2 separate regions of the Mus musculus genome follow, and region 1 is linked to region 2. A link is a loop called in an ENCODE intact Hi-C map of the cell type or tissue named here. Cell type or tissue: left cerebral cortex. All regions are shown on one strand. Each heading gives the region's core, and the rest is flanking DNA. Links, peaks and the distances in the headings are about the cores only.

Evidence for each region. A loop is a pair of places that touch in the nucleus more often than their neighbours do. Peaks named below come from ENCODE experiments on the same cell type or tissue, not always from the same donor. Only the 100,000 strongest peaks of a DNase experiment are listed, where the experiment ranks them.
Region 1: it touches region 2 in a loop (2.1-fold over the local background); 4 of 42 quality-filtered maps call a loop at or near these places.

What each region holds. Positions count from the first base shown.
Region 1 is chr5:108,459,557-108,462,450 of GRCm38, forward strand. It overlaps Pcgf3 (polycomb group ring finger 3), which reads left to right and starts at 1,703. Exons shown (of 11, transcript NM_172716.5): 1 at 1,703-1,895. In left cerebral cortex, for the core only: no CTCF peak of the experiment used is centred there; DNase peaks (open chromatin) are centred at 1,656, 2,113 and 2,323; H3K4me3 peaks cover 1,667 bases; H3K27ac peaks cover 1,090 bases.
Region 2 is chr5:108,365,351-108,368,244 of GRCm38, forward strand. It overlaps Gm42517 (predicted gene 42517), which reads right to left and starts at 2,567. Exons shown (of 1, transcript NM_001374743.1): 1 at 205-2,567. The coding sequence starts at 2,333. The coding sequence ends at 1,209. Gm10419 (predicted gene 10419) reads left to right here and starts at 2,587. Exons shown (of 3, transcript NR_166481.1): 1 at 2,587-2,894. In left cerebral cortex, for the core only: a CTCF peak has its summit at 1,668; DNase peaks (open chromatin) are centred at 587, 855, 1,232, 1,821 and 1 more place; H3K4me3 peaks cover 2,500 bases; H3K27ac peaks cover 2,500 bases.

The sequences.
Region 1 (2,894 bases), core at 288-2,787, 94 kb after region 2:
AGGTTTCTTCATTTGCTTGGCTGAACAAAAATATATACATGTACCTGTGAACTTAGTATCAAGACAGTCACATGATTTCAGGTCTCTTCTAGTCTCCAGAAATCTGGTTTCTGTCCTAGGTAAAGCCACTGGGTGGGTTTTGAGCAGGGAATTTCCCCCCAATTAATGCTTTATAAAAGCCACTATTTTGTGCTGAAAGTAGTCAGGGAGCAAGGACAAAACACAAGGATACTAGTTGAAAGCTATCTGCTCACCTAGGGATACAGGGTTAGGATTGGGGAAGGGACACATAGCTGGATTCTAATGTGTCAGCTGTTAGTTAGAGGAAGACTTCAGCGCTGGAAGGTGGGGGCCTAAAGTGGGCAACAACTTTCAGGAGAAACCAGAGGTTGTGTAAAGCGAGAGTTCCCTGAAGGTATCCCTGATAGACACAGAAGCAAGGTCTGAATCCTGGACCTAGAATGACATCTGAATATGGTCTTACCTAAGGCATGACAAGCCCATGTGAAGACAAGTGGTTTAAGGGTCTAGCTGTCTGTCAAGCTAGATGACTTCCTGAGATCTGTGCCCTAAGTCCAGGCCTGCTCATGGTCTTCTCAACAGTACCTCTTTGCTACCTCTAATACCAACACCAGATCCTCCATTATTCTAGGACTCTCCCTCAACCTTCTCCCCCATCAGTAGTCTCTCTGTGATACAAAGGCTGCCAGGCTTCAGTAGAGTATATTTGCCTTCCTGGGTGCCTATTCTGTTTTCCTTTCTTTCTTTCTTTCTTTCTTTCTTTCTTTCTTTCTTTCTTTCTTTCTTTCTTTCTTTCTTTCTTTCTTTCTTTCTCTGAGACAGGGTTTCTCTGTGTAGCCCTGGCTGTCCTGGAACTCGCTTTGTAGACCAGGCTGGCCTCGAACTCAGTAATCCACCTGCCTCTGCCTCCCAAATGCTGGGATTAAAGGCGATAACCCCTTTCAACCTCATTCTTTGCATGCCCCTTCTCCCAAACACCTGCTGGTTGGCCACCTTGCTGCTTCCTTGTCCCACCGCCTGTCTAGCATACAGCTGCCACAACCACTTTGTTTCCTAAGAACAGACTTCCAGTCCAGCATGGTAGGGCATTCCTTTAGTCCCAACACTTGGGAGGCAGAGGCAGGCGGATCTATGTTAGTTCGAGACCAGTCAGGGCAACACAGAGAAACCCTTTCTCGAAAATACAAGTAAACAAACAAACAAACAAACAAACAAGAACAGACTTTCTTTTCTCAGTTTATGCCCTCTGCCAGTCACAATGCACAGTGGACAACGGACAAATTGTGGGTTTCCACGGTCCGAAAGGCCAGCATAAGGGTCTCTCTGTGTCCACAGTGATTCCAAGAAAGGACAAAAATGTAAGCAGAAGGTTTATGGGGGTAGGAAACCCGTGGTCTAGATACTCCGGTTTCGTTCCTAACTCATGCAGTTGCCTGTCAGCGCGCGTCCTGAACAACCCGGCGGAGTTTCTCCAGGTAGTGCTTCTGACCACGCCTCCTGACCCACCTCTCACCTGTGACCACACCCCCGAGCTCCACCCTGCCTGTCTCGCCGAGCCAGCTTCCTGAGTCAATTGCTGCCTGCACGCGCCTGCGCTCTCTGGCCCCTCCTGCACCCCACCCCTATAGGCTCCGCCTTTCAGAGGCCCCGCCTCTCTCGTTTGCGAGGTGGGAGCTGAGCCACACACTGCGCATGCTCCAGCCGCGGCGCCCCCGACTCCGCACTCGGCTGGGTTCGGGCATTTCCGCCTCTTTGTTTTAAACTCTGCACGGCTTTTTTCTCCTCCTCTTGGGGGGGACCCAGAGGGAGCGGCGCCCCCTCCCCCTCCCGGCGAGCCCCCGCGTGCGCCCGCTCGCCCGCCGCCCGAGACGCAGGTCAGTGAGCCCGCCCCGCCTGGCCTGGCCCGCGCGCCCGCTCCTCAGGCCGCGGGCCTCGGCCCATGGGCGGCAGAAGGCTGCGAGCCCAGCGCCCCCGGCAGGCCCGGGAGGCGGGACCCTAAAAGCCTGCGAGAAGGCCAGGACTTCTCGCAGGTCTGGACCCCGGGAGGGCAGAACCCAGGGCCATGCTGGATCCCGGAACAATCTGGACCCAGGGAGGACAGGGACCTTGGACCAGACAGAACCCGGGGAAGAGCCTGCACAAGGCTGGACCCTTGACCAGGCTAGACCGGGGTGGGCAGAATCCTAGACCAGGCAGAACAGCAGCCGAGGTGGATTCCGAGCAGTCTGGACCCCGAGAAAACAGGACCTAGGGAAGACAAGGAGCTCAGTCCGGCTAGACCTGGCACCAGGCACGATTCCAGAGAACAGGACCCCGGAAGAACAGGAGTCTGGGCCAGGCTGGATCCAGGGGGATCAGGACCGCAGACCAGGCAGGACCCAGGACCAGGCCAGAATTACTGAGGGCTACTCACTGAACAGTCCTTAGGACTGGGCAGCTCTCCCATAGTTCTGGGACCCCAGGACAGGTGGAGCCCCGACTCTTGGAATGGACACTTGGGGGAGGGTCAGTATTAGAGACCTGACAAGAGTCTAGAAAAGGTCATTGAGGAAGAATGGCTCCCAGGACCTGGCAGGACTTAGAAAATGGCAGAATCACTTAGATGGGCCAACTAATGATAGATTACAGAGGAGGGTTAAGACCCTGAGACCACCCCACAGAGGGCCAGGGTGCTGGGACAAGGCCATAGGAAGGTCAGATCTCCCAGGGACAAATCGGCTGTAGAGAGCTGGGAAATCAAGGCTGGCTCAAAGGAATCTGGACCACTGTGGCAGTCCTTTGAGCAGTTTGAGGCCCTGAGGGTGAACTGTGAGGAGAGTTCAGAATATAGATAGGCTTCAGGACAAACAGGACCAAAGGTGGGTCCCTTTAAA
Region 2 (2,894 bases), core at 198-2,697:
CTCTTGTAGCCTGTGGCGCTTGGCACGTGCAGAGGAGCTGTTCCCCTCCTCCACATGGGTCAGAGCTCTGCTCCCAACTCATCTGTGAGGCACCACCTGCCTGGTCTCACAGGTCCAGGCACATGGAGGTCAGATCACCTTTTCCCAACACTTAAAGCCTGCTTGGCTCCCAGCCAGCCCACCAGAAGGATGGAGACACTCCAGTCATATAGAACTCATTTCATATTGTGTGTAAATGGTTACACGCATATTATACTCACTTAAAGGTATGTCCTTCACATTCATTAAGGCTATTAGAGTGGTGTATTTAAATGAAATGCTATATAGTTAAAATCACCAGATTATTGAGTTAACAGGAAAATTATTTTGCAGAAAAACTAAGACTTTGATTTTTTTAAAATAGGATTAAACTGTTCATATGTATTAACCAAAAATAAAGCCTACTGCTTTGCAGTAGAAACCACACAACCGGTTCCAAAAACTGAAATGCAGGGGTCTGGCATCAGTGTCTCTTCACACAGCTGTTAGCTCAGAGACAGGTTGGACCTAGTCAACCAGCTAGCAGAACACAGCTGTTCTAACTCAGCATTTGTATGTCCCAATTCAGCCACTCTCCCCCATGCTGATTTGCATGTAGACATCCTCCAATTCCAAGCTGATGGACATTCTCCAATAACATAGCAATCAATTTAATAAAGGAACTCACCAATGTCAAATTGCAATAAATTTACCAAACATTTTCACTGTTTATGGAGAGCTTTACAGTAAGAAAGTGTCGACAGAAGCAGGCACATCCGGGTACAAAGTGTTGCTGTTGGTTGGTCTTTACTTCTGTTCCTACAGTTCCAACTGCTTTGCACTCTCAGCTGAGGTCCTCTACAGGAAATCACCTTTGCTAGGCGTTCTGTTCTTGCCCATTCGACCCAGGACCTCCAAGCACAGTCCTGGGGTATGGACTTGCCTAAGAGAAGTGTGATCGGCGAGCCCACCCCAAACATTTATTGTAAACTTTAAATGGAGTCCGGATATGAACGACACAGAAAGGAGACACCTCCTCACACAGAAAGGAGAATACCATATAGTGACCTAGAGTCTGGCAGATATCACAAGGCCGGGCCAGAATAAGTGCCAAGCCCCACGCAGGCACAACACCACGCAACGCCTGACTGCTGCCCTTTTGGGTGTCTTGTGGGGAATCGGGCCTGAACTCAGCAGGCTCGGCTAGGCTCCCAAGGGCGCGCCATCTCACAGGGCGGCCGGCAGCAATAGGGGTAGGAGGCGTTGAGGTCGGGGTCCGAGGGCGCATACCCTGGCAGTTCCACCGACGGGTGCCCGCCACAGCACACCTCCACGCCCGCCTCGTCAAACGCGTGGAAGACGCCCACGTTGATGTAGGACACAGCGTGGTGCGCTGCGAAGCTCGCGCAATCTCCTGGGGTGGTGAAGTCGGACTCCTCCGGGGATAGGATGGAGGCCTCGCTGGGCCGTGGCTGCAGCCGCCGCCCCCTTTTGCCCCGGCGGCCGCGCCGGGTCCGGGAGGCTAGCGGCTGAGCGCGGAGCCCGGGTCCGCCCCGTTGTCGCCCCAAAGATCGGCTTGCCCTCCGCCGGCCCCTGCGGCCGCGCCGGGCCTGCGACGACTTGTAGTTCTTGACCAGCAGGAGGCTGAGCAGGCCCAGCAGGCACTCGAGCGAGTTGAATACAGTAGAGAGCACCAGGCCGCGCTGGTAGTCTTTCAACTGGCGGCATTTGGCGGTCGTGTTGCTGTCCAGGTTGCTGCGGGAGCGCTGCGTGTTTGTGCCTGGGGCTACAGAGCCAGTGCCCTGGCCAGGGCCAGCGGCCGGCGTGCGCGGGGGCAGGCAATAGTGGGAGTACTTGCGTTCCACCAGGGACACCGTGTCGCCGTCGATCACTGCTCCCGCAAAGGCGCTGAGAACCCCAAGCATGAAGACCAGGACGCCTAGGAGCAGCAGGTTTTGGCTGTTCACCGGTCCCGAGGGCCCGGCAGCCGCCCGCGTTTCTCCAGGAGAGGGCTCCGGAGCGCCAGCTGGAGATGCGGGGACCCTGAGTCCCGGGCCGGGCCCGGCCCCTGACCCGGCGAGGGGCGCCTCCCGGGGCCCGCAGCACAGCAGGGCGGCGCCGAGCAGAGAGAGGCCGGCAGCCAACAGCAACCCCGAGTAAAAGGCTCCGGCGGCCGCCCCTAGCCGGAACGGCTCCCCGCGCAGCTCGGAGCCCAGTGAGAAGCACTTGAGGCCGACGGCGGCGGCGCTGAGCGCGCAGGCGAGCAGCAGGCAGGAGGAAAGCGCGGCGCAGGCCCCGCGGACGCTCCACTTCATCCTCCGCGCCGGAGCCGGCCCGCACCCGGCGCGCCCGCCGCCGCCCGCCGCCGCCCCCGCCGCCTGCGCCTCCTCCCGGCGCCGCGCGGCCGGACCGCCGGCCTCCTCTTCATCCTCCCGCGTCCTCCCGGGCTCGCGCCGCTGTCACTGGAGCCCGCATCCTCCGCCTCCCGCCGCCGCCGCGACCCCGCACCGGGAATCAAGCCGGCGCGGAAAACCGCAAGGTGCGCGCGCCCCCTCCCCAGACCGCGGCGCCGATCCCCGGACGCGCGGCCCCCCCTCCCCGCGGCCCCGCGCGCCTCTCCCTGACACCACCCTCCGCGGCCCCCTCCCGACCCTCTGGCCCCCAGGACGCCCCTCCGGACCTCCCCTAGGAGAGGGGGCCCTCGCTAAGTCTCCGCCTTCCTGCCCTCCCCCCTGGCAATGCCGCTGTCCAGAGCTCGCCGCCTTAGGACTGCCACTCCACCCAGGCCTCCTTCTCCTGGGACCCCCCTGGGCCCCACCCCCAGGACCTCCCACCTCTGCACGCCCTGAGTTCGCTTTTCCCAATGCACTGGGCAG